2 separate regions of the Homo sapiens genome follow, and region 1 is linked to region 2. A link is a contact called in ENCODE POLR2A ChIA-PET data. All regions are on one chromosome and are shown on one strand. The core of a region is the stretch at or near the end of the contact, and the rest is flanking DNA. Distances in the headings are between cores, read along the strand shown. Region 1 has its middle 43 kb from the start of OPTC. Region 2 overlaps ATP2B4 (ATPase plasma membrane Ca2+ transporting 4).

Region 1 (5,306 bases), core at 2,162-4,661, 140 kb before region 2:
CTATCTTTTTTCCCTCCTTCAACCCCAATCCCATAGGGACAAGAAACAGAGGCAGAGACAGGGAGAATGAGTAGAGGGAGGAGGTTAGCACAAAGAGAGAAGAAGCCCATCGCCCGGCCCCTGCCCAGACAGCCCACCTTGGCAGCCCCAACAGCCCACCTTGGCAGCCCCAACCACACAAAAGGCTATAGCTTAAGTTGGAAACTTTTATTATTACACGGGGCTTGACATTTTAATTTCTAAATTGGGGCAGAGTTTGACAACTTAACATGACCCGAAAGACTTACCTAAGAGTGAATACAAAGTCAGAAGACTGGCTGGGTGCGGTGGCTCATGCCTGTAATCCCAACACTTTGGGAGGCCAAGGTGGGTGGACCACCTGAGGTCAGGAGTTTGAGACCAGCCTAGCCAACATGACAAAACCCCATCTCTACTAAAAATACAAAAATTAGCCAGGCTTGGTGGTGCATGCCGGTAATTCCAGCTACTTGGGAGGCTGAGGCAAGAGAATCGCTGCCATTGCACTCCAGCCTGGGTGACAGAGCGAGACTCCGTCCCAAAAAAAAAAAAAAAAAAAAGAAAGTCAGAAGACTGTGTGATTTTTTTAATACAGGAGCAGAGGAGGAAATTTTCCAAGGTAAATAAACTTTAAAGGAAAGTGAGAGACAAAATAAGGCACTTCCTGATTATAGCCCTTGAGTACTGTGTGTACACCATCCAAGTACCACTCCATATCCACCAAATGGGATCTGTGTCCTGCTTCCCACCTTTTCCCTAATTGTCCCCTGCAAACACTGCTGCAGACCACTGCCTTTCCCTGTCAGAGTTCCATCCTTCCATCAAAGACAGCCTTTTCCTTGTCTGCAGATGTTGGCCACCAGTGGTTGGGTCCTTTATGTCTTAGTCCCACAAACCCACAGCACAGTCCCAGACAGAAAATCTTGTTAGAGACTGAGCTATGTTCCTTCAAATTCATATGTTGAAGTCCCAACTGACAGTACCTCAGAATGTGACTCTATTTGGAGACAGGGCCTTTAAAGAGGGGATTAAGTTAAAATGAAGTCATTACGGCAGGCCCAATCCAATATTACTGGTGTCCTTAGAAGAAAAGGAGACCAGGAAACGGACACAGAGGGAAGATCACATGAAGACACAGGAAAGAGACAGTCATCTGCAAGCCAAGGACAGTGGCCTTGGAAGAAACTAACCCCATGAACATCTCCATCAATATTTGCTGAATTGTTTTTGAATAATACAAATCTTAAGTATCATTTTTAATTTTTTTTTTGAGACAGAGTCTTGTTCTGCTGTCCAAGCTAGAGTGCAGTGGCACAATCTCAGCTCACTGAAGCCTCCGCCTCCTGGGTTCAAGTGATTCATCTGCCTCAGCATCCCAAGTAGCTGGGATTACAGGCACATACCACCACGCCTGGCTAATTTTGTATTTTTAATAGAGATGGGGTTTCACCATGTTGACCAGGCTGGACTCGAACCCCTAGCCTCGAGTGATCCGCCCACCTCGGCCTCCCAAAGTGCTGGGATTACAGGTGTGAGCCACTGCACCTGGCTTTAAGTATAATTTTTAATGTCTTCCCAACACTTCATTATATGGCCACTTCATATTACATTTAATCAACTCCTACTGTTGAATTTCAGACTGCTTCCAAATTTTCCCTAGTTTAAAGAATGCCTCTATGAATATTGTTGTTCAGAGTTTTTGGTGTTCAATTGAATTATTTCCTTAGCATAAATTTTCATGAGCAAGATTACTTGTCAAAAGCAAGACTATGTTTATGGCTCTCTAGGACTATACCAATCTGAAACATTATCAGCACTGAATGAGTTCACCCATTTCCTGAGAGTCTTACCAGACTGGAATTTATCAACTTGAGGTCACTGTAGTCTGACCCAGGGATGCTGCTTCTTTTCACCTCTTGGGTATTGCTCCTATATTCAGGGGTCTGCCCATCCCCGTTGCCAACACAAACTACCTGCCCAAGTTCTCATATGTGTCTAAATCCTGATGAAAGTCTCTTTCTCCAGGAAACCTGCCCCACTTTATTCGGCAGGGCTCTGTTCTTTCCTATATTTTCCCTTCCTTCACACACTAATCTCTTTGGATTACGCAAACCCCCAAGTTGTTGGGCAATTGTGTACCAGAGAGTAGAGGGAGATGAGAGGCCTTACCAGAAAGATCCTGAAATTCTTGCTGATAAGGGCACCTCAGGCTCAAATGTTGAAATGAGAGAAGTAAAAGAGATGTCATCAGATTGTACCTAAGCTAATCAAGTGAGTCATGGTGGTTGCAAAGTTTGGCCGGGCTTACTGGGGTAGAGGTGAGGAATGGGATGAGGGGAGGTGGTGCCAAATGTCCAGAGTCCAGGTTGCCATTGAAAAGTGATCATGATTGGAACCCTGCCGGGAAGGCAGAGACCTGATAGCAGAGGGTTTGGTATCATGCTAATGAGTTCAGATTGTCACTGGAAAGACACAGGGGGCCATGAAAGGCTTTGAGGCAGGTGAGCTGATCAGTCTTAGACTTTTGTATAGTTGAGATAATGAACTGGCAAGGAGGGATATGAGAAGCAAGAAGGTCTGTTAGGAGGTTGTTTGTATTTCTCCAGTGGAGAGATGCCCAGGGCTTGAGCTAGGATCTTCAGCTTTTTAATTTGTGTTTGTATTGTCTCCTCAATAAGTGTGGCAGGCAGGACTCCTGGGGGGAAGAACTGTTTTCTGTTCCTTGTGTCTCTCCCAAGATGGTAGCACCATGCTTGGCACACAGTGCTGTGCACTTAAAGGCTTGTGAATACGCAGAGCCCTTTCTGGGGTGGAAATATCCAGGGGGTGAGGCAGCCACTGTTCCTCTGGCTTCAGGGAGCTTCCAGTCTGATGTGAGAGATCTAGAAACCATGGATCATCATCATTCAAAAGGACTTTAGAGAGCATCTAGTCAAACTCCCTCACTTTACAAACGGGAAATTGAGGCTCAGAGGAAGAAAGTAACACAAGATTGGAATCCAGATCTCCTGGCTCCTGGTCAAGGAAAGAAGCCATCTCACAGCATTTTTCATGAAGGAGTCATGGTCCCTGCTCTTGGGAAGCTTCCATCCAGGCAGAAGAAGCCCAGCATCTAGTCAGTTGTAGGGGCAGAATGCAATGTACAGGTGCAGGCACAGACATCAGCACTTAGGTGGGTACAGATACAACACAAACTGTAGAGAGCAGATGGGTGGGGGGGGTAAGCAGTGATGGAACATTTACTGTGAGCCAGGCACTGCAATCATGACTTTCACCAAATATGTACACAGTCTTCACCATTCATGAATGAGTTGATATGTTTACCCACGTCCACGTAAAAGATGAAGAAACCACAGCTCAGGCTGATAAGAGTCAGAGCCCTGGCTCAAAACAGGACTGGCCGCTGCCAAAGGCCTTCTCTCACTAGGGCTCCAAGCTGCCTCTGCTGAAGGCGCACAGGGTTGTAGGGTGACAGGATTTGATGTGGTGGCTGAAGTTCACTTGGTGTGGCAGAACTGGGAAATAAAAAACCTGTGTTGATATTTCCTTTCTAACCCTACCACATAGCAACCATGGGACTTCAGAAAATAATGAAACCTCTCTCAGCTTCAACGTTCTATAAGATGAGGTTAAATCTGCCCTGCCTAACTTACAGGGTGGTTGAGAGACTTAAACAAGATAATGTGCTTAATGTGTTTGTGAACCATAAAGAAAGTTCTGGGACAGTGAGAGGGAGCCTGAGATCGGGAGCATTTCCCGAAGACTGGTGGCTATAGCATCGCAGGGATGGAGACACCAGTTGCATTGAGGTGGAGCCTGCATTGGGATCTCTGAGCAGGACTGACACAGAGCCAGGGTCTGTGCTCCTTGGCTCTATTTTTCATGCAGTTAAGTACCCCTAAAAACTAAAGCATTTGCCAAATGAGCAACTTCCTTGGGAGCATTTGCTACCCATTGTTTGTAACAAGCCTCTGGAAGCCAGAACTGGCTTCTCCATCAGATACAGAGATCATGGCCTTTGGCTCAGTATTCCCAGAGTTCCCAAGAGGAAAAAAAGACACCACGAGTAACATTGGGGAAGTGGGAGCCTAGAGTAAATGCTGGCTGGGCCACCTGCTATCCATGTGATTTGGGAAAGTCACCATACCTTCTGGAACCCCAGATTCCTCCTTTGTAAATTGGCAGAGCTCTAGAAGTTCTCTCACTCAATGGGATCGACACTAGTGGTAAGTAGTTTATTTTAAAAAATTAGTTAAAGCCAGACATCATAAAAAATGATATATATTTACTTTAAACCTTGAGTTTCAACTTAAAATAGCTAAATGCACATGAATACAGGTCAATCCTTTGATGTAAGGCTGGGCCTTTTGGGTTTGCTGATTAGAATCCAAGATGGTTTCCTTCCACAAGCCATGCCAGCAATGCATAGTCAATGATTTCCTCAAAATGAAACCAGAGCTTAAAGACTCTTAAAAATAAATAGAAAAGTAAAATTCTTTTAGATGCTTATGACTTCGTTCCCAATATCCCAATATTTTACCATTGTCTCTCCCACAACTAATTTTTTGTTTGTTTGTTTCTTTTTTTTTTTTTTTTTTTTTTTTTGAGATGGAGTCTCGCTCTGTCACCCAGGCTGGAATGCGGCAGCGCGGTCTCAGCTCACTGCAACCTCCAACTCCTGGGTTCAAGAGGTTCTTCTATCTCAGCCTCCCGAATAGCTGGGATTACAGGCAGCCACCACCACACCCCGTTAATTTTCTTTTGTATTTTTAGTAGAGACAGGGTTTCACCATGTTGGCCAGGCTGGTCTAAAACTCCTGACCTCAGGTGATCCGCCCGCCTCAGCCTCCCAAAGTACTGAGTTTACAGGCATGAGCCATTGCGCCTGGCCTCCACACCTAATTTAATTGTGAATTTTGAGGGACTCACTTTTACAAGTATTTCCAAAACTTTCAACCCTGTTGTGTTTTTTTTTTTAAGAAAACACTATTTACTCTAACAATCAAACCCAGAAATGTATAGCAATTCAAGAACAATGGAAGTTTCTTATTCACATAGAGGCCAAAGCAGGTGCTCCTAATTGATGAGTGGCTCTCCTCCAAGCATGATTCAGGGATGTGTAGGCCCTTCATTTTTGGCTCTGCAATCTTCCATATGTGGCTTCCAAGGTTACTGCTTTTGAATGCATCAAGTGAGAAGAAGGGGAAAGAAAGAGGCGAAGGACGATGAAGGCACACTCGCTCTTAACTAACTACCTCAGCCTGGAAGATAAGAAGTGGAAGCATACC
Region 2 (5,120 bases), core at 2,185-4,684:
GGAGTGTTCTCATCTATATCCTTTCTGAGCCATGGTGGCATCTGGGAGACATTCAGTTATCATATGAGATGGGAGGAAATGGAACAGTCTATGCAATTTGCTGTTTTTAACACTGCCCTAACTTTATTTTTATCTGGTTAATGTGTCTGTTGGCAGTAAGAGGTTTTTAATCTCCTAATAAGTGTATACCAATCCAAAAGAAGCTGGAATAAGGTGGGGAGAAGGGGTTGATAAATTCCTGCAGCATCTTTATATTCCAACTAGCTGTTTCTGAAAGGTGACTCTTTCTCTTACTCACATGTTGTTTAGTGATTGACGACCTATAGCATATTTATTAGTCAGTTCACGCTTTCAGCTCAGTTGTGTGTATGTGAGTGTGTGCATGCCTGTGATTAATTACCACATTGACTTGTGACTCCCACTTTCTTGACCTTCATTTTTTTTCTTTATTTTGTTTAGATAAAAAAAATAAGTCTCACTATGTTGCCAAGGCTGATCTCAAACTCCTGAGTTCAAGCAATCCTCCCTCCTCAGCCTCCCAAAGAGCACGATTATAGGCGTGAGCCACCGCACCTGCCTCTCCTGCCCATCTTGAACCACCTATGGCCCTTATTTCTCTTCTTCTTTGCTATTTTATTTTTGGTTGAGGGAGTCAAGGCAGAGGGCCATAGTACTTCCATCGAATAGATGCAGACTGACCTCTGATCACTCCCTAACCCCTCGGCCAAAAACCTTTCCCACGTCTCTGGTGCCCGAGACATATGTGTCTAGGGAGGAATCAGCTGCACTGTTACTCATCCATCAGCATCTGAACCTTGCATGCTGACTCTGTGATGCTGACTAAGGGTCCTCACCACCTTGACTAAAATCTTGGGTCTTGCTATGCAGAAGTAGCCCTTCACCCCAAAGCTAAGGAGAAAGGATTGGATGAAAGTTCTCTGTAGAAGTGGAGGAAACACGTGTCTCCTCAGAGGTACCTCTAGAGGTTGTTCTCTGCAACCCTCCAGCTAGAGTGAGCAGGCTCCTTGCCTGGGTGGCACTGCTACCCACAGAGGGGATGGGGGCTTCGAAGCTCTCCTCCCACGACACCTGGTGAATCCTCCATGTCTTCCTCCCTTGATAGTGGCAGCTGGTGGGGGCTGGGGGGAGGGAGGAGTGCTGCTGTTAGAGCAAGAAGACAAAGTGGCTTTGTCTCTTATCCGTAATATAAGTGCAGGGAGGTGAGAAGACCCTGGGGTTTGGCGTTTCTCCTTGAGGAGCTGAGCCAGAGGCAGGGCTTTGGTTCCTAAGTGATTAGAGGCCTGCATGGCCAGAGGCCGCACCTTCCCTTTTGGAAAGGAGCTCACCCACACTCCTTGCTTCCATCTTCCCCTTCCTGGCTCAAGTCATAGGCTCTATTTTCTGGCTATCCTGTTTTTGTTCCTGAGTAAGTTGCGGTGGCTCTTTTTTTTTTTTTTTTTTTTTTTTTTTTTTTTAAAGCTGATTTAGGGGGTTGGGAAAAGAAAACTTTAAAAGTAAAATAATAAAAAACAGACCACTCTGTCATTACAGGCACATAAATAGCTTTACCGTCGCTGGGCTGCACACTCGCTTTGCCATAGCAACCTAAAGCGACTGTTTATAACAGCTTGTCAACTGGCCTGGAAACCAGCAGCTGCTGCTGGCCGCCCTGGCCTCGGAGCAGTGGGCAGGCGCTCCCTGAGAGGTGTTATGGAGGCGGTGAGCCTGGTGCTTCTTCTGGAACCGTGGGGGATGGCAGGGGAACGGCAGCCTGGGTTCCAGAGGCAACCAGGGGCAGTAATGTTTTGGGAGCCAAAGTGAGCAGCGAATGTCTTTTGTTTTTGTTTTCCCCTCATCTGTGTATGGGCCCCAGCATCGCTCATCTCCTGTGGAGATAGAAGACAGGGCTGGGAGGGGATTTGCTCCACTGGAACCTGAAAGGGGCCTGGGTGTCCCTCTGAACCTCACGAGGTGGCTTGTTTTAACTTTTCGAATAGACCTTGGCTTCTGTTGTAGCCTGTTGAGTGACATCCTCTCAAGTCTGTTTTCTCAAAGACTAAAAAAATGTGGGCTTTTTCAGGGCTCTGTCTGGGAAAGGGGGCTGCCCAGAGATAAATGGAAGCAGAGATCAGCAACCTGGAAGGACTAGCAGAGGGAGAGGGAAGAGTGAAGGAGACACATGGCAAGATCTTCCTGTGCCTTCCCATGTCAGCCTGGAGCTGAAGGGGTTCATGGGAATGCTTTGGAACCTCGCAACATTTTCAAAGTGTGGTCCCCAGACCAGATGCATCAGCTCACCCTGTTAAGGAACTTGTTAGGAGTGCACCTTCCCAGGCCCCACCTCCGTTCTTGTGCACCAGAAACTCAGGAGTTGGCAGGGAGGGGCCCAATAGGTTTGCCCCAGTTCTCCAGAGGATCCTAGTGCTCACTCTGGGTTTGAGAACCACAGCTCTAAAACATTACTCAAGTGCAAGGAAGCATGATCAGTTCGCTTTCCAAAGGCCTAGGCTGACTGAATGGATCCTGTCTGTGCAATATGTGAACAAGGAAGAATAAAACAGGCGCAGAGGGGTGGCAGGTTATTAGCGATCATTCCTGGCCACCTTTTTTAATAAGCACTGTCTTTTCAGCATGGAGCCCTCGCTGATTTGCCTGTGACTTCCAGGAAATAAGCCCAGAGAAGGCTGGAATAGGTAAAGCGGGGATGGGAGGTTCTCTGTACTCTGTACAGGTGAGACTGTCAGAGTGGAGAAAGGGAATGGGAGCAGCCAGGCCTGATGACCAGTATGGGACATGCTGACTAGTATCTGGGCCACACAGGAATGTTGTTTTAAGTCCTCTCCTGCTGAGCGTCTGGGGACAGAGCAGCTGCCCCTGGTGCTCCCTTTTGGTGGATGAGATGTGGCCTCCTCAGTCTGTGGCCAGGCAACTTCTTCCCCCTTGTCCTGAGGACTCCACCAGATCCTGAGGCCTGGGAACAACCAGGTCCCGACCCGGTAGCCCAGGGAGATGACCCCTCTCCATAAGCATGACATGATTCTGCTGAAATTCGTTTCTAAAAATAACCTAGGATCCGATCCAGCTGCTAAAAAGCCCCTTTGTTCCCTTGAAACCAAAATATGGAAAGCCACAGCAGCCCCAAGAAAGACAGTCTGTGTAGTCCAAGAGAGTGCATATACGAAATACTTGAATGCTGCTGCCGGAGGGCTGCGTCCTGTCTGTGGCCTAGAAGCTTCCTGCCGCAGCTCTGAGGAGTGAGTAGCAGTTATCGTTGCTAACCCTTATCCTGAGTGAACGGGGTCAGGAGAGGCTGCCAGTACCCCTTTTGTTAAACAGACCTTCCAGATGGCATTGTCACTTCCACCTGAAGGTGGCTCTTGTCCTCCTTAAACAACTGAAGGAAATGGTGAGCGCTGCTGTTTCATCCTCTACATTTTTTTGAGCTCTAGCTTGCTGTGAACACCCCTACCTCCACCCCATACATCCTCTGAGTCACTGGAGGACACAGAGGTGACCCAGGCCAGTGTGACTCACACAATTTGAAAGAGGTTGGCTTTCCCAAGGCTCTGGGCCTAAGGGACTGCCCTTTCTCATCTTGATAATTTTTTTTGAGATGGAGTTTTACTCTGTTACCCAGGCTGGAATGCAGTGGCACGATCTCAGCTCACTGCAACCTCTGCCTCCAAGGTTCAAGTGATTCTCCTGTCTCAGCCTTCTGTGCAGCTGGGATCACAGGCGTGCAACACCACACCTGGCTTTTTTTTTTTTTTTTTTTTTTTTTTTTTTTTTTTCTGAGATGGGGTCTCACTGTGTCTCCCAGGCTGGAGTGCAATGGCACAGTCTTGGCTCACTGCAACCTCCATCTCCCGGGTTCAAGCAACTCTTCTGCCTCAGCCTCCTGAGTAGCTGGGACTACAGGCACGTGCCACCACACCTGGCTAATTTTTTGTATTTTTAGTAGAGACGGGGTTTCACCATGTTAGCCAGGATGGAATTTTTATATTTTTAGTAGAGACGGGGTTTCGCCATGTTGGCCAGGCTGGTCTCAAACTCCTGACCTCAGGTGATCTGCCCACCTTGGCCTCCCAAAGTGCTGGGATTACAGGCATGAGCCACTGCGCCTGGCCTCATCTTAATAATACTGATGCCATTTCAAGATGGAGCCAGTGGCCAGGGGTCAGGGGGACAGCCGTGCCCTCCCAGGCACATTCCTGCTTCCTCCCACCACACTGTTTCCCTACCCATGCCCTGGAGCTTTCTGTCTTCATCTTGGTGGTTCTTAAAACCTGTGACATGGGTTGGATCTTAGCAGACCAGGTGATCAGGATCAGGCTGTCAACCTTGGGTCAATTCTTGGTATCGCTGTTTGGAGAAAGCTTTTGTCATCTATGGGTCCTACCTTCTCCCTGCCTTCTGAAGGCATCTGACCAGAACTGGTAAGTTTTGCCACCATTATCACTGCACAGCATATCCTAGACAACACAGCCACTCCAAGACTGAGAGGTATTTTATTTTTATTTTTTGGATCTCAGATCACCACAGATAATGTTCCAGTGAACATCCTTGCACATGCCCCCTCCAGGCCCTGGATGAGGATTTCTTTGGAAGATGTAGCCAGGACTAGATGACTGGGTCCACAGCATGCATAGATGTAGTTTGACCAAAAAGCACCAAGTGATTCTGGGGAGGAGGGATGAATTCTGGATTCCTGAGACCCAGGGGCTACGAGTGACACGTTTTCTCCGATTAGATGCTTTGACTCTAGTACTACCTTTTTTGGTGGAATTGAAGAAGGTGCTGTCAGAGTAGCAGACTTGGAGAGGGGGAAGTAAGTGAGGGAGGCCCGTGGATACCACCTCCTAACCAGGAAGTGGCGTTCTATCTTCAGAAAGAGAGAACTGAGCCTGCGAGTGACATCCTCTCAAGTCTGTTTTCTCAAAAACTAAAAGGATGTGGGCTTTCCTTGGGTCTCTGGGAAAGGGGGCTGTCCTGAGATGACTGGAAGCAGAGACTAGCAACCTGGAAGGACTATAGGGGGGAGAGGGAAGAGCAAAGGAGACATGAACCAGAACCCAGAACTTCAGGAAGGGAGTACCCCACCCCCAGGAGGCTAAGTTCTA

The links. ChIA-PET counts read pairs that join two places held with the same protein, here RNA polymerase II (POLR2A).
Region 1: POLR2A ChIA-PET joins it to region 2 with 28 read pairs in PC-9. The contact joins two enhancer-like sites. POLR2A ChIA-PET finds 5 or more read pairs at or near these places in 5 of 52 experiments (AG04450, BJ, GM12878 and 2 more).

The regions. Positions count from the first base shown.
Region 1 is chr1:203,534,905-203,540,210 of GRCh38, forward strand. No RefSeq gene overlaps it. Among named protein-coding and RNA genes, the nearest start is that of OPTC, 43 kb to the left of the region's middle. Within about 2 kb of position 3,412, at least 10 of the 41 ENCODE cell types and tissues checked have a DNase peak (open chromatin) inside an H3K27ac peak, as active enhancers do.
Region 2 is chr1:203,670,882-203,676,001 of GRCh38, forward strand. The region is part of intron 1 of ATP2B4 (ATPase plasma membrane Ca2+ transporting 4); the gene reads left to right. Among named protein-coding and RNA genes, the nearest start is that of ATP2B4, 47 kb to the left of the region's middle. Within about 2 kb of position 3,435, at least 30 of the 41 ENCODE cell types and tissues checked have a DNase peak (open chromatin) inside an H3K27ac peak, as active enhancers do.